Linked DNA regions of Homo sapiens: region 2 is linked to region 1. Evidence: read pairs that join two places in POLR2A ChIA-PET (ENCODE). Cell type or tissue: MCF 10A. All regions are shown on one strand. Each heading gives the region's core, and the rest is flanking DNA. Links, peaks and the distances in the headings are about the cores only.

Region 1 (11,666 bases), core at 2,294-10,293:
GTTTTTGCCAGTGACTTGTCAGCCATTGCACACACAAAATTCAAGTTGTATCTCATAGTACAGAGTAATCCCTGGTACCCTAAAAGCTAAAGAGGTCAGTTACTACTTCTAACAGCTCTTGCAAATCTTTATTATTAGACTCAGTTATGGAAGTACGATTGCCCATAATCATATTTCCTTTTTGAATGATAAAAAAGACCCAGTGAGAGGAATTTTGGTCACCCAAGAAGAATGTTTAGATTTGTCAATTGAACTGAGCTGTGAAATCTGACCAATTTTAAAGATTACAAATTTTTCACTTAAGCTGTAAGATTACACTTTTTCTTTTCAGAGAGAAACTATTTTTTCCCCGACCAAAATTTTAAATGAGATAAAAGATTGAAAAACTCTTTTTTTTTTTTTGAGACAGAGTCTCATTCTGTCACCCAGGCTACAGTGCAGTGGCACGATTTTGGCTGACTGCAACTTCTGCCTCCCAGGTTCAAGGGATCCTCTTGCCTCAGCCTCCCGAGTAGCTGAGATTACAGGCGCCCACCACCATGCCTAATTTTTGTATTTTAAATAGAGGCAGGGTTTCACCATGTTGGCCAGGCTGGTCCGAACTCCTGACCTCAAGTGATCCTCTTGCCTCAGCCTCCCAAAGTGCTGGGATCACAGGCGTGAGCCACCGTACATGGCTAAAAGATGGGAAAACTCTAAGAATTAATTCAAAATAACACTAGCTCAAAAAGAAAAAGTGAAAGTCACAAATCTGCAATCAGCAGAGACTCTAGAGAATAACAAATGGAACTCCTACCTTACAGTAGAGCTTCATTTCCAACCATGTTGTGGCAGGAATGTGTGCAGTTTCAAAAAGTGAATTGGTCTGAATGTTCAACCAAGAATGGAGCATTCAAATCTGAGGAGGGCTTACCCAGTTGACTGACCTCCGCTGACTCCAGTGAGGTCAGATGAATGAAAGTTATGCTCATATCAGGACTCCAGCTGTCAGCAAAGCAAGGGAGATCACTGAAAGTCTGTTTCAGGTCCCACCTGAGTCACCAAAATGTCAACCTTAAATAACATAAGTACAGAGATTATATGAGCTCAAAGCTTGAAGATGGCCACCCAGGAGCCTAGATTCATGTTGCCCTGAATATACAGTCCAATTAGCAATAGTTACAAGTGGGTCTTTAAAGGAAAAAAGAAGAGAAGTTGTTTATCAAGACTTTTCGTTAAGATAACATAAGCTATTAATTGGTTATTCATTGCTCTTTGTGTCACAAATGCTAGGAATATGAAGATAATGAGTGAGAAAGCTGGTCAGGAACAAAAATGCCTTAAACAATTGCCCCCAGTCATGGCTACTCAGGGGAGAGACAGCCATGACTGAAGCCCTGTACTTATGTCTCTCTGGGCCTGATAAATGTTGCATATCTCACATAGTTGACCTGCTCTGAGCTATTTTTCTTTTCTCAATAATATCTAGGAATGAAATATGGCTGTAGCTAGGAGATTGATTAAAAGTGGTAATGTATTCCAGAGTCATTAATGGTATGACTTTTCTACACCTATGCTTAATTTTCACTTTATCTCAGATTATTTATTTAAGTTTAATTTTCTGCCATTTCTTTATGAAAATTCCTTCTAGAAACATTGGTCTGGCTAAAAAAATATACTTAGATAATTATGCATCTATGTGAGTACATAGATGAGTGTCCCTACTGGGGATAATCAGGTAATCCAAGTGAAAGAAGTAGTTTCTAGATGGAGTATAAGGCAAACTTTATCTCTTACATGCTTCTTGAAACACACAGTCTTTGGGATAATTTTTTTACTCCTCTGCTGTTGATAGCTTTATGGTGTAGGCATCAAGATGCTGGCTGGAAGCAGAGTTTCACTCCAGATGATTCTACTGAAGAAAATTAAGGAGTATTTACCAAATATTTACAGAAGCAGTGTTAAGGGAACTGAGGTAAAGGCAAAGAGATGTTGATGTTCCCAGAGAGGAGCAACAGAGGGAAACGTTTACCACCCTGAGAGCTCAAGGAGCAACCACAAGGGTGTTTCCAGAGTTCATTGAGAGCCAGAGCCTCAGAGGAGGGCCTGCTTGGAAGGACTGTAGACAGGGAGAGATGCAACCCCTGCTAGACAGAAGTGCCAAAGCAGGGAGACAAAGAGGGAAAACCACTCAGATTTCTCTCTACTCTTGCCTTTTGAAGTTCTTTCTTTCAAGCTTCCATAGGCAGAACCCAATGGAAAACCAGTAAACAAAAGAACTAAGATTACACAGTCGATAGAAGGGTCACTTCCTTGGGGCATAGAGCAGGACAGAGAGGACATTTAGGAAAGGATGAGCAGAAATACACCACTCTCCCTGTATAAATTAAGTTAAATAATTTTTCTTTTCTCCTAACTATTAAAAATAAAGAATGCAAGTTCAGTGATAAACAGCACCTACTATTTTGCCTTAGGATTGGCAATTGATACAGCTTGGTAGGAATAATGGCAAAGTGGCTTCATTTAAAGAACAAAACTGCTCTTTTACTCTGTTCCATGGTTGCTGTGATGTCTTTTTTTCTGACACCAAATGTGTGGGTTTTTCTGACATCAAATACCTTATTTTTGCATATCGATTCTCTAATTCTCTGACATCAATTGGATGTCCTACAATTTAACTCAGTTTTGACACAAACTACCTGATCATCATGAGACTTCACAGGTGTAAGGGCTCAGTTCCACACCAGCTGCAAATGGAGTGCCCAGGTGTATTAGTCCATCCTCATACTTCTATGAAGAAATACCTGAGACTGAGTAATTTATAAAGAAAAAGAGGTTTCATGGACTCACAGATCCACATGGCTGGTGAGGCCTCACAATCATAGTGGAAGGCAAAGGGGGAGCAAAGGCTTGTCTTACATGGCAGTAGGCAAGAGAGTGTGTGCAGGGGAACTATCCTTTATAAAACCATCAGATCTCATCAGACTTACTCACTATCATGAGAACAGCACAGAAAAAAAACCCACCCCCATGATTCGATTACCTGCCACCAGGTCCCTCCCATGGCACATGAGAATTGTAGGAGCTACAATTCAAGATGAGATTTGGTTGGGGACACAGCAAAACCATATCACCAAGCTACCCACATTTCTTCCCAGCAACTACAAAATGTGGGAGTACCCACAACTCCCCAATTCAGGTTTAGTAACTCACTAAAATGACTCTCAAAGCACTTTATGTTTATCAGTTTATTATAAAGGATACAACTCAAATGAAAGAAATGCATATGGCCAAGCATCAGGGAAGGAGTGTGTAGCTTCTGTAGCCTCTCTGGGCTCACTACCCTCCTGGCATATATCAGTGTCTTCACCAAACTGAAAATTTCCTGAACCTTGTTGTTTAGGGATTTTTATATAGGTTTCATTAGGTAAAACCTCTGGGTTTGATTAATTAAATCATTAGCCCTTGGTGTTTGAGCTCAATCTCTGGCCCCTCTCCAGTTCTTGGAAGTCAGAGAGGGTGGGGATGAAAGTTCCAACCCACTAATCAAGTCTTAGTCTTTCTGGTGACCAGTCCCCATCCTGAAGCTACCTGAGTGACCTCATTAGCATAAACTCAGATGTGGTTAAAAATAGTCTGTTCTGAATAACAAAACATACCCCTATCACTCAGGAAATTCCAAGGGTTTTAGAAGCTGTGTGTCAGCAACCTGAGAAAAAGACTAAATATATTTTTTATTATGTCATAGTTGCCATGCAGAAAGCATGGGTTAAACTGTCCCATCTATTAAAAGGAATCACAGATTTCAATTTTCATGTGAAATCTCCCAAGTTTCAAATGTTGACAACCATTTCAAAATTTCCAAAATCTCTTTGCAGTCCAAATAAAACATACCTGTAGACTGGGTTTGGCCCATGGTTTCTAGTCTCTCATACCTGACACAGAACTTCGGAACAGGAGTTTTCAACCCTGGCTGCACACTGAAATCACCTGGGTAGCTTTGAAATCTTTGTGCCTGGGCCTCATGCCAAAACAATTAAGTCAGAATCTCCTGGGCTGGGCCCCAGAGATTGGTATTTTTAAAAGTAGTTTTCTGATAATTTTAATGTACAGTGATTTTAAAAGCTTCTTATTTTGCAATAAGTTTACCTTCACATAGAAGCCATAATGATAATATAGATTTTCTATATATTGCACACCCAGTTTCCCCCATTAACAACACCTTAAATTACCATGGCACATTTGTCAAAATTAAGAAACTGACATTGGTATATTACTATTAACTAAACTCCAGACTCTATTTGGATTTTGCCAACTTTTTTATTAACATTTTCTTTCTGTTCCAGGATCCAATCCAGTTACTATATTGTGTTTAGCTGTCCTGTCTCATCAGCCTGCTCTGATCTGCGATAATTTCTTAGACTTTGTTTGTTGGAGTAGTACTGGCCAGGTATTCTGAATGTCTCTAGATCTGAGTTTGTCAGCTGTTTTTCTCATGATAAGACCCCTAGTTTTCATGGGTTTTGGGAGAGAATACCACAGAGGTGAAACACCCTTGACATCTCATATCAGGTTATATTCCATTTTTGAAAACAACTTCTTGAAGTAATAGTGGCTGGGTAGAGTGGAGCTAGCAGGACCCATCCTACTCTTGAACAGATTGAAGTACATCAGTCAGTAGAGAAAATCAGGAGGGATGACATGAGGCCAGCAATGGAGCTGCATCTCTTGCAAATAAATAGTCTCAATTCAAAGTCATGAGACAACAGTTCTATTCCAGGCTCATCCACTAACTAGTTTTTAGGGAAGCCAATCACAGTCTTCTAGTGTTACTTTCTTCATCTGTACAATATAGAAGTTGATATCTGAGTCTTGAAATTATGTGACTCTCAAACTCTGGAATGTGTTTTCATTAGTCAAATATTGTCATCCACAGTTTCATTTCCTAAGAGGAATGTGTTGTAATGCTGAGCAAGATACCCTCAAAATTTCTGGTTTCTACAAAAGGGCATGTAAGGGAGGCCTCTCTGCTTCACTGTTTGGTACTTAAGACACTTGTATCCTAAGAATGTCAGGTGCCTGGCAGGAAGAAAACAAATTGCAAAAACTGAGAAGAAAATTCATCGCATTCATTCATCTTTGTTTCTGGAACTCACTATTTTATTCCTTCCGTTACAATGGATTAAGAAGGAAATGACATAATTTGTTTTTGAAATGTCAGAAGCAGTGCAGAGTTTAGTACTTTAAAAAATAGTTTAATGTTGACCCTGTGCATACGTAAATCTTACCAGAAATGAGGATGACTGGCTTACAACGTTAGATACTCTAAGTTGCCAATAATTTGTACAGAGCCTGTGATTGCAAAACCACAAACATTTCACAATACTGGAAACCTCTAATTAACCATAATAAATGACAGGATGGGTTTGTTTTAAATACATGGTTAATAATGCTTACTGCTTTAAGACCATAAACTGTGTGATTCTCTATGGAGGTGACAGAGGTAGGCTGCAAATGGTTTTGCAAAGTACGTTTCTACCTCTGCATGTTAAGTCTGACCCAGAACATTCTACTAATATTGGATCAGCCTCTCATCTGACGTAATTTGCCTGTGGGAATTGTATCGGCTGTTAAACTAGCTCCTCTTAGTAGCTGTTTGAAAAAAAAAAGGAAGAAGAAGCACAATTCTGTGGTGTGTTTCAAATAACTGAAGCCAGTGTCCTAGGTACTGAGACAAGAAAGAATGTCAAACAGGACCTTTAATGTGTATTTATATTTAAACATCAGACCTAACAGAAAACCCTGAAGCTTTATACAATGATTAGAGCCTTGTAAGATCCTAATTAATGTATTGTCAGGTGAATGGTTGGCCTGGCACTCAAGCTGTTCTGAGGGACGCAAGGGGTTTCAGGTACCGCCTAGGAAGAATAGATGCAGTTGTAGTGATTCAGTGGCCCATCTGAAAGGGACATATAAAGGCAGCTGTGTCTGGTGTGCTGTCTTTTCAGACTCACTTGATAATGCTAGTGTCAGTTTCAACTGAAGCGTGTGCCAGATTCCAGACAGCTTGAGCTGGCATTTCAGAGAGGTTAATTGTGAAACTTGAGAAGAAAATGGGCACATTCTTCCTAAGATGGCTATTCAAATATAGTCTCTTTCCTCCCCCCCCAGAGCTTTCTGGGTCTCAGTCTCACTTTTGTTCTGCTTCCACGTAAAATGCATGAGGAACACTGAGCCTTTTCCCCTTGGCAGCTCCTATATTGCCATCTTTGCTGGGACTGCTTTGCCTTGTTAAAATGTGCCCCGTGTATTAAAATGGAATTGTCACTGCTGGGTGGTGCAGCGTAACATGGTTTGACACTAAGCGCCGGCAGCTACAGAAAACAGACTTTTATTGCATTTATTCTTTCAGAGACGGGAGTCTCTAAAGGCTCACAGCAGACATTCACTTAGTTAAATCTGAATGAACCCAAAGTGAACAATCTACTCTGCTGTCTTTGTGTTCATAGAAACAGCCCCCATCCAGCTTGATATGGCTGTAAAACAGTGTTAAGAAAAGATGATCACACTTAGAATGCAGAAGGGAGGACTTGAGGCTTTCAAACAGAACAAAAATATTTTAAGTGGGTGGAGTGGGTTAGCCACTTGATTTTCTTTTTTAGCTTCCTCTCTATTCCCTAAAATGTATTATGTAGAATAAACACACACACACACACATACACACACACACCCCTACACACACACACACACCCCTAGTATTAGTCTTCATTTATAATTCCATGCCATTTTAAGACAAAGGATTTGATTTGTAGGACTCTTGCAAGCAAGCTTTAGATTCTTAACTGCCTTTTATCCAGATGAGTACCCAGAGAGAGATTGAACAGGGAGGGGGCTCTGAGGCATAAACTTTGCATTTTGTAGCTCTCCTGGAATAAAAATTCCATAAAGTAACATCTGTAGTAATTAAGGGCTTACATTTCCTCTCCCATTCATGTCTCTGCTAGGAGAGAAGGTTATTTTCCCAAAGAGACAATAGTGGATCCTGTGGGAAGAGAGAAAGAACAGAGTTAGAATTCTTTTCTTCCTGGAAATGGAAATTTTCTACTTAAAAAAAAAAAAAGATAAAAAAATTGAAAGACTTACAGTAAAAGGTTCCACTGGAAAGGAAACTTGAAAGAGTTAGGAAAATTGTACTTAGCTGTTCCTAAATATTTAGAATGAGGAAAGATTCCGCTTGCCTTTCTTATCCAAACATCTTCTGATATAGGGGAACTTGTGAGTGAGTAGTAAACAAAATGCTGTTTTTGTTTTTATTTTTATCTATTAAAATTGCATAAAGAGTTTTCTTTTTATTTGGACATCAAATTGATTCATTCTGAAGACTTTTTTTTTCAAAATAATACTTATGTGGATCCATTGGGTCACCTGATGATATACATACTGAGCGTTAATGTTAAGTTAGTTTCCTACACTCTCTTGTCATAGCAGGATCAGCTACTTAAATTAGGGTGAAATATGACAATGTAGATCCCTTTGTTAAAACACTGTTAAGAAGTTCAAGGTGGCAACAGCAGAACTTTAAACCAAGTGCAGGGTTGTTCTAAGTGTGGGGCTGTGTGTGAAGACATAGGCCTCATTCCTGTAAATTTAGCCCTGCTTGGCGGTAGAGATTTGTCATATCCATCGATACAGAAAGATGCACTCTCATCACATGCTTCATAAGAATGTACATCTGAAAACAAAACTTTGTCAGAGAATAATTATAGCTCAAAACTGGAACTCGTTCCTGATATTATCTTCAAACTTGTTAAACAAGTGATACAGATGCCCTGACTTCCTCTCTCAGTTAATTTTTAAGAATTTCCCGGGCAAACCTTCCACTGAGCCACATGCTTGCTCTCTCTACCACATTGTAATAAGGACGCACGCCCTCCAAGCTGCCCAGCTCAGCCCCCTGCCCTAATTACTTCGCCAAAAGCCTCTCCTAGATTCCGTGCCTCTTCTCAGCATTTCTCTCACTTCTGGGATTCCTCTCACATTTGAATTCTTATAGCTGTAATAAATATGTATAACTTACTTGACATTTGTTAGCATATTTTTTTTGTATCTTGTTTCCTTTGCCATGTAATATGGTCCTATAATATGGCCATGTAATATGGTCCTGAAATGGACATAAAATTTAGATGTAGGAAAGTTTTACAACTTGAGTTGATGGGCACCATTCCAAGAAAGCTCATATTAATAACAGCAGAAAATCCAAAATTAAACTTTGCCTTTTGAACACATTTTACACATTTCACACATTTCATACACATTCTTTCATGTGTGTGTATGCTGTTTCTTAAATGTATTTTTGCCTCTAGTATACTCTTTGGAAGACTTAATTTTCTTTTATCAGAATTAATCCTTAATTATTATCCTCCCCATCCAATTTTATAAAATAAAAAAGGCCAGATATTATCCATTATTTGGAAACTGCTACAAATATTACTGTACTTAAGATATGGTAACATTGCCAAAATTTAAATTATGTTGGTATGGCTCAAAATGTTCATGCTTTAGGTTGTATGTGAGATGCCAAAATTTGGCACAAGAATACCAGTTTAGGAATATTGATAAGATAGTATGAAAAAATAGGATATTGTCCAAAATTCAATATTGAGAAAGCATAGAACCTAAGGTTTGTGTATCTATACCTTCCTTCAACATGTAGGACCCCACCTAACTCTTTGGATGTCTTACATAAAGTGGATTTTCAATAAAAATGTCATAATGCTGACGACTACATTACTATACCAATCAGTCCTTTAGGCTGCAAGCCATGCAAATAAAACACATCTTGTCAACCTCTTTTGTGAAATCCATCAGCAGTATAGCTTAGTAGCTATAGCACAGGCTTTACTGTTGCACAGATGTCAGTTCAAATACTGACTTTTCCTCTTATTGGAAAGGTAGTTTATCTGTTTAAGCCTCAGTGACCTTATTGATATGAATGACAATAAAAAGACTTACCCATCAGGTTTGCTAATTCATCATTCAACAGACATTTGTTGAACACTTTCAATTGCCAAATATTGCTGGGTGAATTAAGATAATGCCGCAGGGTTACCTCTGAACGAGTGCTCAGAATAGAGCCCTCCACATAGACACCTTTCAAAGAGTGAATAATACTTTCTAAGCATTAATGAGTTTGTGATGTTCTCTTATCAATCTGGTCATCATGTTCATGAAAAAAGTTGGCAATTAGGGTACAATTCTCAAATCAAGTATTTCTATGGCTTTCTTGTTTTCCTTTACTTCTTAAGTTTCTTTTTCTTGACAACCATATATGACCTCTGGTTTACCTTTTTTTCCCAGAATGGAGTCTACTGAAAAATGTGAAGTGGTAATTCAACATTTTAATGGAAAATATCTGAAAACACCACCAGGCATCCCAGGTAAGAAATTCACTAATAAGTGACTGAATGATGCCGAGGCTTAAATTGCTCTTATTAGAATAAGTACATTGTAAAGCCCTTGTTGATCACTGCAGAGTTGGGGGGTTTGCTTTTCTTAATGTGTATTTTCAAATAATACTGTGTAGCAACTCATCTTTCTCAAAAGCTTTTTGGTAATTCTTCTTTTGCTTTTTGAATCTCTGCTGCTAACTTTCTAAAGTGGATTAGAAGAAAACCATAGCAAAGAATAGTTAAAGAATGATGTGCTGGAAGTGATAGAATTTTATGACTCAGCATTAATATTAAAATTCCAATTTCCAAGTTACAAAATATCCAAACAATGATATTCACAATGAATCCCACAAATTGATGCCAGCCCTGAAACATTTCTTACCAGTCCATGACAAGAAAAGCACAGAAACTGAGAGAAAGCATTTAGAAACTAGTATAGCGATTTGACAATGTCATGAAATCTCAGTGCATAATTTTCTTTTACAAAAATATCAGTTACTGACAAATTGGAAATTTTAGAAAATACTGTCTATTTATCAGAGCTAGTTTGAGAAGCCCCAATCTGGACTATCCCAGGGCATTTCACACTTCCCAAGGCAAAATTCCTAAGGTTTTATACACATTATAAAGTGTTCTAATTTTATGCTATTAAGAATTGCATTAAACATGAAATAATTGGATTTATTATGTGTATCAGAGCTACAAATGCCAGAACTTGAGGCAGTAGTGTATGTGGAAGGTTTTAATATTAACTAAGTAAAGTTTTAAATATAATTCCAATATAAAAAATTAACAATGGAATGAAGTATTAAACTAAGAAAAATTACGTAAAGATTCATCTGAATAAGGCAGTTTGGTTTATTTGTTGGTCTTTTATATACAGTTATTCTCAGAGGAGACTAAGGCGACTTCTTCCATCTTACAATATGTGACTTTAATCTTTTTAAGCTTGATTTCAATACCGTTTGCTGTATAATGCATCTACTATTTAAAACCCATCAGAGAGTTCAGAGGTTGAGCATTTTAGTTCCTTAAAATATATTGAGTTTATAGATAAGAGGAAGCATATACAAAAAGAGAAATATTTTTGTGGAGGGTTTTGTAATGACTTGCTTTTTTTAAGGGGGGATGTCAAGAATGCAGAAAGACCCTTCAGACAGACACTTGCATAATCTGAAAACCTAAAGTAGCTGATTGCTGGCTAATCAGTGAGTCAACATACAGTGAAGACTGTGCCTTGATTTGGTTAGCTTCCATGTGTAACGTTCCCTTGGGAACTGACTGCATTATGATCCAATTGGAGACATATGGTGTTGTTAAGAAAAGAGTTAGCAGTTTTCATCTCAGCATGTTAGCTGCCCTTGCATTTTAGCAGAAATACTTTTTTTTTTTTTGTATAAACAGACATTTTAAGACACTTTACTCAAATCCGTCATCGAGTAAAGGAGTTGCATTGTTTGTGGACTTTCCTCTTGTTTGTCCTATTTCATCCAACGGATACCTATTTATATAGAAGTTGTTCAAACTAGGTGTAAATTATATAATTATATAAAAATAAAAATGAGCACACTGTGTAGAAATTATGAATGATTCAAGTTTTAGCACAAGTCTCAATTTTTTGATTTGTTCAAAATATTGGTATGTCAAAAAGACGTATTGAAAGCCTTCTTGCCCTGATTGATTTGAAAGTATTTTATTTGGTTTTCCCCAATGAACATATTGCTGACTAATACAATTTAATGCTGAAGACAAAGAAAGTCACTACAAATCCCCAAATGTCTGGGCATCCTTCCAGAATATGCAGGCTATGATATTAACCTATCTAATATCATAGCTACACCCAATGGAAACATTGTGAATAGCAGGAACTTGGTTATGAGTTTTCTCACTCATTTTTATCTCCCGGGAACAAGAAAGACAAAATAATTATGTTCAGTTATAAAACTCTTAGGAGAGACAACTGTATGCTTCTGAGATTTCCACTCATCATAATAGAACTAAATACAGAATATTGATCATCATCAGTGCTTGAATCTGCTTATTTATAAATTACTTTGAAAGTTAGAGTTGAATAAAGGCTTCAAATGCTAAGTAAAGACATTTAATCTTTGATACTTAAATTAGGTGTGGAAGAAAAGAGGATATAATACAAGATATGGGTATTTTGCAAGGTAAAGTAGTAATTTGCCCTTGTTGAGTATAATTACTAAGTCATAACAGGTATAATTACAATTTGGG
Region 2 (11,666 bases), core at 1,269-9,268, 64 kb before region 1:
ATAATCACAGCACTTTGGAAGCCCGAAGTGGGAGGATTGCTTGAGCCCAGGAGTTTAAGACCAGCCTGGGCAACATGGTGAGATCTTGTGTCTACAAAAAATTCAAAAATTAGCTGGACGTGGTGGCATGTGCCTGTGGTCCCAGGTACTTGGGAAGTTGAAGAAGGAGGATTGCTTGAGCCCAGGAGTTTGAGGCTTCAGTGAGCTGTGTTCTTGACAGAATGAGACCCTGTCTCAAAAAAATGAAAAACAAATGATATATGTATATTTTTAAATTTTTCTGTTATAACTGATTCAAATTGTTCTTCACCTCTAATCAATTATCTCTAATCAATTATGTTTCTTTGTGATAACTTTGAAATGGGTTATATATTTTCATGACTCAGTTTTGACAGTATTCAAGTGCTAAATTGAATCTCTACATTCATGTTGCCAAGAGTTTTGAAAGTAATTGTTGTTAGTTAGTATACTTATCAGAAATTTTAGAGGCCCAGAATTCTCTTTCAAGTTCTGTGCTTTCCATACCAGTATTTTAGTTTTGCATTTTTGTTTTGCCTAAACAGTTTGAACTTTGTGCTCTGTCATAAACTCCTACTTTTACTTTTCTGCTTTTTGCTACAATTTGTTTATTTGGACTAGTGTTAATTTATCACCTAGAAAAGAATGTTATTTTAGGAATTTTTGTATCAGTTTAACTCATGGAACTGAAAATCTGTCTCATGTCTCAGTGCAAAAGAATGGGAATATATTTTAGATTTCATAATTAGCATGTGCTTAAGAGGGTTTTTATATTCTTTGTGTGCAATGCTTAGCAAGGTTTATACATGTTTGGAGGATTAGGTACACCTAGAAAATATAATCTACCAGAGGGAGTTCTATTATCTTATGGTTTTCAGCAAGTTTAACTCCATGGAATTGCAGACAGAAAGAGATATTGTATAAATATGCCAGTCATATTTTGACATCGCAGTCTTGTATTGACACTTTCATCAAACTGTGGGAGAACAGAGCATTTCTTGAGGTATAAGTTCTTGTAAGTATTTTGCAGAACAAAAGTTTTCTCTTCTATTTGTACTAAATCTTCTAGGCCACAAAGCGTCAAGAAGAAAATTGACTAAATAATTATGGGTTCTGTACCTTCTCCCAGAATACTTACCCTTGACCTGAGGAATAACTTTCCTTCATGGTAAGATTGACCCAAAATATGGCTTGAAATGAACTTTCTCTGCTCTAGTATTAAGAAATAATAGCACACACTCTTGGTACTTCTCTTTTCATGACTTGTTCGTGGGTTTCTGTCAACATCAATAAAGTGGTTCTTTGTAATAGCCAATCATTTGTTTAATGCATGCCTCATTTCTACTCATCTTAGAAAGAAAAGTCAAGAAGTCCCACAGAAATGCCCCAAAGGAAAAAATAAAATAAAACAAAATGGCTTAATTCATGACACTTGTGATTTATTGAGTCTTCTTTCATCTGTCATGTAAGATGTACAAGCACCAGGTTCAATTTTTATTTTTGGTTGGTTTCTCTGACAGAGACTCATAATTCTGCCCTAGAGTTAAATCTTATGGAAAAAAACACTGAAAATAAATAGCACGTTTCTTCCTCTAGATGCCATCTTTTCTCTGTCACATAACAATGCGGATTTGCTCCCAATAGTTTATGTGCATAGCTTTCAAATCTAACACTGGTAGCAATCAAACAAGTTAAGTATAAATCTTATTTATGTGTGACCCTTCTCTCTCTCTCTCTCTATTTTTTTTTTTTTTTTTTGAGATGGAGTATCCCTCTGTCGCCCAGGCTGGAGTGCAATGGCACAATCTCAGCTCACTGCAACCTCTGCCTCCTGGGATCTCGGCTCACTGCAACCTTTGCCTCCTGGATTCAAGCAATTCTCCTGCCTCAGCCTCCCAAGTAGCTGGGATTACAGATGCCTGCCACTATGCCAAGCTAACTTTTGTATTTTTAGTAGAGATGGGGTTTCACCATGTTGGTCAGTGTGGTCTCAAACTCCTAACCTCAGGTGATCCACCTGCCTTGGCCTCCCAAAGTGCTAGGATTACAGGTGTGAGCCACCGCGCCCGACCTCTATATTTTTTAAATGCCTCATGTTTCCATTTTAACTTGATCTTGCATATATAACCATTTAACCAAGCTTGCTAAGACTTAAAGAGGTATAATTTTAGCTTGTCAATATTCATTGTTTTGAGCCCTGTTTATAATGAAGTATAACAATAAGCATTATTATGCTTTAGTGAGTTGAACTTGAATATGCTTGAGTGACCTGACTTGCTCACATTAAAAACGGAACAACAGAACCGTAGAAAAAGTGGAGTAATCTCAAGATTTTCTTGTAAACGTTACATTAAGAGACTTTATTTGACAACCTAATCAAAAAACTGACCATGTGTTTTCCTCTTCCCATCATTTTCTCAGATTCCCTTTCTATCATTTTCTCTCCCATCATTTATCCTCATGATCCATAGCGATTGCAAAGCACATCGCAAATGTGAATAGCTATATTGTTCCTGCATGATAGTAATGAGTATACTGCTACCTCCAAAGGGGCTGAAAGTTAAGATAGGTCTTTTACAAAGCAGGAAACATAACCTTAAGCATAATTATAAATTATATATATAATCATGCTCTCTTTTCTTTAGGATAAGTGATTAGTGTTCAAGTTTAGTGCTTATATTTGCTTTAAAAATGTACATTGTGCTCATTTATGTTTTGGTACGGACAGATCCTTTATATGACCACTGTGCTAAATATTTTTTTAAATCACTGACTAGACATCCTGATTTATGTGTCTAGATTTATATTTCCAGAAACATACACTGTAACTTATTCTGTTTAATGGCTAAGACACTTCTGCATAATTTACATTGAGACTAAAGTGGTTTTTTACTGAGATACTTTTCTCTATGACAAACCAACATTATGATATCTGATAGAAATACAACACTCTTCTTTACATTTTTTCCCCAAATTTTAGAATGAATTAAAGACAAATACCCATCAGAAAACATTCCTTGAAAATGCATAATTGTGATGTGTGATGCTGTACAGAGCAAATTCAGACTAATACATAGACCTCAAATTCATGACTATAATTTTCTCTGGATAGTTAGAAAGATATTTTAAGGTGTTTCATGCCTGAGGAATAATGTCATTATTGAATGCATATACATACATGGATGCCTCTGAGGATGTCCTATATCTAATAAACAGCCCAAGTCATGGGCAAATATATATCTTATAAACAGGGGGATGGGAAAAGCATGCCAATTTATTTCTATTGAGCTAAAATTTAGGGTCCACATTTATTTATTGACTATGATCTTGGGTAAATGACTGAGTTTTCTTGTGTCTCAGTTTACTTATTTGTAAAATAAATCATGTTACTTCAAAAGATTATTGCAAAGATTAACTACTATTAGCATATAAGAAAGCTTAACATACTTTATTCATACAGTCATTCTTCAGTTTCATAAATGTGCCCTTCTCGGTAGAGAAATGGGTAACATCAGTGAACTAGGTTGAGACCGAAGCTGTACATAATGATAATTTCAATGATTTGATCAATAATTTCAGATTGATTTTTGTTCATCCTAAGACAAAACTTTGAATTCTCTATCTTTTCTGTTTGTCCCCTCTTAGCTAGGTTGGAAATACTACTCTTGTTTTGTTCTTTAAAGGCAAATAGTAAAATGTTTATCCATTATTTTTCAAACACTGATTACTGTAGACAGTGTCAACATGATCAGTGTTTGAGTTTTAAAGCAATAGTTGAATCAAGTTGCTTCACAGTGGTTTCTTCAAAATACCACAAAATGACAGGAACACTTACGCAGTGAACACTTGGATTTGCTTCTTGATCCTTGGTATTTGAAACATGTATGGAATGCATCCTCTGTGTCAGCCAAGACAGCCTCTGGAGAGTGAGGCAGGTTTGTGTGTTGAGGGAAGGGGGTGTGCAAGGGGGTGGCCATGGCTACATTAGTTGCCTCTGCTTCTGATATCTGTTTTTCATTACATTTTGATAGATTATGTCATCTTTTTGTCACATACATTTTCACCCAAGTCTGGAACTATATTTCTCTTTCATTTCCAACTTACATCCTCAAAATCATTCATGGAAGCCTTTGTCTATATAACAAATTTCTCTACTATTTTGAGGGAACATGTCCTATTGTAGAAAGATAAACCTTTTACAATTGTTCGTCATAAGAGGAAATCTGCTTTAAAAATATTTCATAGGGCTGTCTTACTCTTATTCCTAAAAAAAGTTATTACTGTAGAACTAGTTAGCAAGAGTTACTCTGTTCTGGGTTACTTGGGATTCACTGTTAGCAAAGACTAACAATTAGTTTGTATATCCGTATATGGATGTAGGTGGTCACAGTAATTTCCTGCTTGATTTTTTTTGAATTCCAATTAATATAGGAAGTTTCTGAATTTCTAGGTATTTCAGGATTTGCATATACTTAGAGTTCAATTATGTTTTAAACACATTATCTGTGCAAGTGACTGTCCTAAATGTTGTGGCTAAAGAGGAGGAAGCATAAAAAAATAAAAAAAATTAAAAACTGTTCTTACCCATCTCCCACCCCAGCCCCAAATTTTAAAATCTAGCAAAGTAAAAAGCTGCATGCAAATTTTTTTTTAAAAAAAAAATACAAGGCAGATTGTTTTATATTCATGTAACAATTGTCAGGCACAGGAGCCTAAGCAGACACATTCCTGGTGTGGTTATTCATAACTTAGCTAAGCAATGTCTGCTATTTATCACTGCACTTATAGGCTGGTGAGAGTCTCTCATTGCCCACTGCTGAGTCACTCACCTTTTCATTTTGAAAGCAAGTTTGGCCATTTTTTTTAAACAACACTTTTGCTCAAATAACATGAAAAATTCCAAGTCCCTTTGGAGTTTTACTCTTACTACTACTGTAGCAGTTTGTTCATATTAGGATCTCGCAGACTATCTAGAAGCAATGAATTATTATCTAGTCTTGCAAAGATCTAGTATAAGAAAGGATAAATAAAACTAACAAATTTTAAAATGGTATGAATTCAGGTTTTGTGACTTTTTCCTTATTAATAAAAAAGGATTAGTGATACTAATGCTACTGGATTTGTAGAAAGGTTAAATGTAAGAATATGGACAATTGGTTGGAGACATGGTAGGCATTCCACAAATGTAAGCTCACTGCGAACTTCTTAGAACTCTGTGTAGAGTATGTATTCCTATGTTTGTTGAGGAGGGGCATTTTAGTTAATATATAGATCCTACTTTTAATTATTATTTTCACTCTTTAAATGTTAGTTCTTCACTTCTAGAGTTGTTATTCTGTTGGCTTCTCATTTTTTCCCCTTTTTTTCTTCCAAGTGCAAAATTTTAAGTGAAATCTCAGGCAGCCCTCATTTAACAATTTCATGTGAAAAAATAACCATTGTGAACTCTCAGAGTAGTAATTACAGGAAGTTATGAAACTTTGCTAACTTTTACTAACAGATAAAGCATTTTCTTTTGATTGTTAGGAAATCGTGTGTGGACAGCACGGGAGAACACACTCTGCCTGTACACATTGCCAACTCTTGCTTCATTGAGTTTCACAAACAATCCCAAGCTTAATTTTAGCCAAAAATGTAAACCAGTTCCCACAGTAAAAGTTGTGCTAATTTCCAAGTTGATTTTTATTTCTTTTTCATTCCTCTGTTGTTTGAACTGGTCAAATTGAGCAGTGAGATGGCCAAGGGACAAAGGGTAAGGCCAGGGGGGTCACTAAACCAAGACCAGGCTCTAGGATTTCAATGTTTCTTTCTTCTTTCTTGCCGTCAGTAAAGATCCCCTAGGCATTGACATTTTAAAAACTCTCCATGTCTTCTGTTAACTCCCTTAGGATCCTGATCTCTGTAACAAAGATGGATGGTGACACTTAATTATGGACACTCACAGGCATCCAATTCAAGCAATCCTGGCTTCCAAGCCCAGATCTGCCCCTTACTAGCAGTGTGACTTCACGTGAGTTAGGCTCTCAGTTTTTTTCATCTTTAAAATGGGGATTATATTTCCTGATTATAGTAGCTGATTATAATACAGATTATGGTGCCAATCTCAGAGGTAAGATAAATGCACTTAGCATACAACATAGAACACAGTAAGTGCTGAATAAATGGTACCTGCCATTATTATTGCAAGCTAATTAAAAACGATCATTTGTACTAAATTATGTTTTATTCAAGGAAGGTAATGTCATTCCTCACCAATTAATCATTTGTTGATGAAAGGCCCTTGAGTAGCAATGTCACACACTGTATGAGAACTGGAAAGGATAGATCTTTTGTTACATCAGCCACCCTGTCTCATAGATGACTGCTGGCTCCTCTTTTCTGCACGAAGGCCAGAACATGAAAAGTTAGATATTTATAAAATTGCTCAATTCATAATATTTGAGAGTTGATGATAATTTCTGTTTTAGCTCTTGCTCCCCAAGGAGCAGATGCTTCTGGGGAGGTTCAGGAGCACGTGAAGAAACAACACTGATAGATGGCGATCGGGACAAGAGCACCTTATTAATTCAGCTACCACTGTGGGTGACTGCAGGTCAATACCCTAGGGCAACTCCAAGAGCCAGTGTAGGGTACACATCTTAGAGTCATCATACACAAGGGGTGAGGGAGCTAGGTTATTTATACACCAACCCCTGATTGACTAGTAAAATGTCTCCCCTGGTCGTTTGGGTTTTTTTTAATTTTTAATTTTTGTAGGTACCCCTAGTAGTTGTGATTTCTCCAAAACTTCTAACTTGCTACAAAGGAGGACAACAGAGATTATCCAGCCAGAGAAGTTCTTACATAAAGAAATGCAGGGCCTGTGTGCTCAGCATGGTAAGGACAAGGTAATATAAACAGGCACAAAAAGCATTTGTTTTTATTTCTTATACAGTAATATGGATCTAAGTTTGGGAAAATTTTAATGGAATCTTCCTGAACATATATTCTTAATGATACAATTGGTTTATATTAAAATTTGCTATTGAAACAAATGTAGTTTTGGTAAAGAAAAGCTATCATATACCTATGGAATTTTAGACAACTTCCTCCAAACCATTAATCTTTGCACACTTGCTTCTTAATGAGCCCATTTGCACAATCCTATTTATCATTTTACTTACATGCTTGTCCATCTCTCTGAAACGTTGGGGGAACATGACCAGAACTTCACCCGGTTTACTTTTCTTTCCATTGTTTAATCCACCTATCTGAGCTACCTTGTTTACCAATGTTACCCATGAACTGACAGGAGTTTATTTTAATCTAATATTCTGCTTTTCAAAGGAAGAAACTTATTACAGTTTGAATGTATCTTGTCCAAAATGCCTGGGACCAGAAGTGTTTCAGATGTTGAATTTCTTTGGATTTTTGAATATTTGCATATATGCAATGAGATATTCTGGGTATGGGACCCATGTCTAAACACAGAGTTTGTTTATGTTTCATATATACCTTATATACATAATCTGAAGGTAATTTTATACACTATTTGAAAGTAATTTTGGGCATGAAACAAAGTTGCGACTGTTTTTTCTGCGACCCACCACATAAGATCAGATGTGGAATTTTGCAGTTGTGCATCATTTTAGCGCTCAAAAAATTTCTGATTTTGGAGCATTGTGGATTTCAGATTTTTTATTTAGAGTTGCCTAATCTGTATACAAAAACTTTAAGTACTCTCCTGCCTGATATGCTTAGTAGTGCATTCATCTGCAGATTCTACCAACTTCTGTCCTTTTGTTATACTGCTGATAATCATTATTCCTCTGACATATTCCACGTGCACCTGTCTTAACAACTAAGGGGGAAAAGCAACACAAAAATCTTCATACTTGGTGCTTCATTTTATGTGAGCTCCCTGAAGGGACAGGCTTGTGGCTGTGCCTACATTCCAGTGAAATTAATGCTCCTTCTTCAGACTACTGTTATTCTATTTATAGCCACAGGACTTCAATTTTATAAGAGTCCAGAAAGTTCTGAGTAATGCACAGAATTCTACATACACAGCAAATGCAGCCATGGCAAAATGTAGTCCCTGGTGAGGGAGGCAAACAGAGAATCAACAATCCTTTGCTTTTATTGGAATAATAAAACCGGAGCAGTTTGTGTCTGAATGTGCTGTAAACCAGATTTTTTTTTTCATGTAAATTCTATAGCCAGGATATCACAGACATTGCCATGAAAGTGGTAAATGGAGAAATACAGTCTTTGGAGGAATCTTGACTTCTCAGCACTCTTTGTTTATTCATTTAAATGTGCCTATTTTTATGGATGGTGGGTCAAGATGGCGGATTCAATGAAATAGTATTTCATAACAAAATGAGCATGAAGAGAATTTGGGCATGTCTACCAAAACACGAAGGACAAGTGAGTACAATCATATATTGTTACCATCTCCCAAGTCTTCTCATTTGCTTTTTTTAAAGTATTGAAAATTCTGGAAAGACTCTGTGTGGACTATGCTATTCTTAATGTTTATTAAGGAGAGGACACTTTACATAATTTATAGAGCTTATTTTTAATTATTGTTTTGACCCATTGGATGTAATTACACATTTTTTGTTGTACGAAAAATTTATATAATTAATACTACCATATTAAAGACTATTATAAAATATTTATCACCATTTATTAGACTAATGGTAGCATACTATTCACTTTTATTCACCCAGCTTTCTTCACATAACAACATATCTTGGTGCTCCTTTATAATAACAAATGTAAACATTTTCGACAAATACATAAAGTTCCATTTTGTGAATACTTCACAGTTTAATAAACCATTTCCCAATTGATAGGCAATTGGCTTTGTTATGAAATACTATCCTAGTGAAGAGGCTTAAACATACACAAAAAATCTTTCAATAAGTACCTTCTTGAAAGAAGGTTTCAAATGTAGAGCTATTTTCATTTTTTTGAGATGAAGTACCACTCTGTTGCCCAAGCTGGAGTGCAGTGTCACAATCTCAGCTCACTGCAACTCCGCTTTCCAGGTTCAAGCAATTCTCCTGCCTCGGTCTCCGAAGTAGCTGGGACTACAGGCAAATGGCGCCAAACCCAGCTAATTTTTGTATTTTAAAGTAGAGTCAGGGTTTCATTTGGCCAGGCTAGTCTCGAACTCCTGACCTCAGGTAATCCACCTGTCTTGGCCTCCCTAAGTGCTGGTATTACAGGCGTGAGCCACCGTGCCTGTCCTGTGGAGCTATTTTCTAATGGCTAAAATTCAGAATTTGCAAAAATGAAAATGAAAATCAACTATAATTTTACCAATTTATTATTAACTCTTTCCAGCTTTTGTTCTGTTTGCACATACAACTCTAAAAGCGTAGGAAATTAGGATGTATGTAACTCATGTAGCCTTTTTTTCTCAGTTAACATTGTGACGTAAGTATTACCTATGTCAAAAATAATTCTCTATAAACATGATTTTAGTGTCCGCATAGTATGGTAATATTATAATTAACCACTTATCCATAACGTACAGACATATTACACCCCCATACATATTGCTATATTACATATAAGGGAAGATATACTGATTTGTACACTAAACCACAGTGCACATGTACCTACATTACCTGTCTGTGTAACCTCCTTCAGATTATGATTCAGTAGGTCTGAGGCAGGACAAGAAAGCCACTGCCACTTATCCTTGGATGAAACCTCAAATAGCAGGGGTATAAAGGATGATGATGGCCTATTATTTTATTTTACTTCCTTTAAGACTGAACAAAGGGACTGGATTTGTCATATTTAAATTAGATGCATTGGCACCCTAGTAGTTATATTTATTGAACTCTCTAAGAGACTTTCTAAGGTAGATGCTCGGTTTAGGCTATTTTGGCCACATCCCAAATAAAGTCACAATACTGGACTATGTGATCTCTGGATATCCTTTTTTCTGAATCCTTTGATTCCAGGAACACTTTTCTCTCACTTTTCAGTATCTGCCAGTAGATCTATTATAGATGTGTTACAGTTAAACATCAAAATATGGTGGCTCTTTGCTGTGATAAGCTAGAGAGTAATAATTTATTAGTCAAGACAGGAATAGTATGGAGTTCTTTTTCAGTCTCTTCCATATGTTGCAGAATTAACGCCAAACTGTGTACGGTCTGAATCCTTTCCATTGAGGCAGGTTGTAGAACATGAGCTTATGAGGCTCCAGAATTTTCCTGGAATACATCTTTCCTACATCTCTTGTAGAGCTCATGTTCCCAAAGTAATCATTATACAAATACTCAGCTGGCTGGCTCTAGGAATCCAAGTATAAATAGCAAATTTTACTTGCTCTCAAGGGCCTTTGAGTTTAATAGATCAGACAGGCAAGAAAATTGGTAATTATAGAACATGTATGGTAAGTACTATAGTAAGATATGAATAGGTGCAAAAGAGGGAATCCTAACTCAATTATTTCAGACTTTTTTTTTTTTTCAGGAAAGTGAAGACAAGCTATAATTAGCCAAGGAAAGTAATGGGGAGTTAGGGGAGAAGGGAATATTTTTCAGGAAAGCTTAGAGGTTCAAAAAGGATAGAGGAATTTAAAAAAAGAGAAATTAGAGAGCTGCAAGTAATCTGGTTAGAGGACACACGAGGGAGATTATAAGCATGTGTGTGTGTTCGTGTGCATGTGTACACGTATACGTTGGAGATTGGACATTGCGCTTTTTAGAAAGGTGAAGAAGTTGGAAAGGTAAGAAAGGGCCTGGACTTGAAGGGCTTTGTTAGGCTAGCTAAACCATTTGAAATTAATTCTGAGAACAATGAAGAACTGTTTAAAAGTTTTAAGTAGTACTCTGCCCGCCTTGGCCTCCCAGGAGTTCGAGACCAGCCTGGCCAACATGGTGAAACCCAGTCTCTACTAAAAATACAAAAATTAGCCGGACGTGGTGGCGGGCTCCTGTAATCCCAGCTACTTGGAAGGCTGAGGCAGGCGAATTGCTTGAACCTGGGAGGCAGAGGTTGCAGTGAGCTGAGATCGCGCCATTGCACTCCAGCCTGGGCAATAAGAGCGAGACTCTGTCTCAAAAGAAAAAAAAAAAGAAAAAAAGTTTTAAGTAGTGAATGTTACCTCCGTAAAAAACAAGCTAGGAACCAGAATGTAAGAGCTCACTCACTGCAGTCTAGAGAATGACTGTTTGGTGGCCCATGGTGAGAGGTAACAGCCTGCTGGCAGCCCTCGCTCGCCCTCGGTGCCTCCTCAGCCTCAGGGCCCACTCTGGCCGTGCTTGAGGAGCCCTTCAGCCTGCTGCTGCACTATGGGAGCCCCTCTCTGGGCTGGCAGAGGTCGGAGCCAGCTCCCTCTGCTTGTAAGGAGGTGTGGAGGGAGAGGCGCAGGTGGGAACTGGGGCTGCGCGCGTCGTTCACGGCCCTGTGTGAGTTCTGGGTGGGCGTGGGCTGGGCGGGCCCGCACTCGGAGAGGCTGGCCGGCGCCACCGGCCTTGGGCAGTGAGAGTTAGGCGGGCCAGCAGCTGCGGAGGGTGCACCTGGTCCTCTAGCAGTGCCGGCCCACTGGCACTGCGCTGGAATTCTCACCGGGCCTCAGCTGTCTCCCAGCGGGGCAGGGCTTGGGACCTGAAGCCTGCGCGCAGCCGGAGTCTCACCGA

Evidence for each region. Peaks named below come from ENCODE experiments on the same cell type or tissue, not always from the same donor. Only the 100,000 strongest peaks of a DNase experiment are listed, where the experiment ranks them.
Region 2: POLR2A ChIA-PET joins it to region 1 with 45 read pairs; 3 of 35 experiments call an interaction of 5 or more read pairs at or near these places.

What each region holds. Positions count from the first base shown.
Region 1 is chr3:29,753,574-29,765,239 of GRCh38, forward strand. It overlaps RBMS3 (RNA binding motif single stranded interacting protein 3), which reads left to right. Exons shown (of 15, transcript NM_001003793.3): 6 at 9,337-9,416. Among named protein-coding and RNA genes, the nearest start is that of RBMS3-AS2, 120 kb to the left of the region's middle. In MCF 10A, for the core only: no CTCF peak of the experiment used is centred there; DNase peaks (open chromatin) are centred at 3,988, 4,968, 5,338 and 6,038.
Region 2 is chr3:29,690,192-29,701,857 of GRCh38, forward strand. All of the region lies in intron 4 of RBMS3 (RNA binding motif single stranded interacting protein 3), which reads left to right. Among named protein-coding and RNA genes, the nearest start is that of RBMS3-AS2, 53 kb to the left of the region's middle. In MCF 10A, for the core only: no CTCF peak of the experiment used is centred there; DNase peaks (open chromatin) are centred at 3,880, 4,800 and 5,590.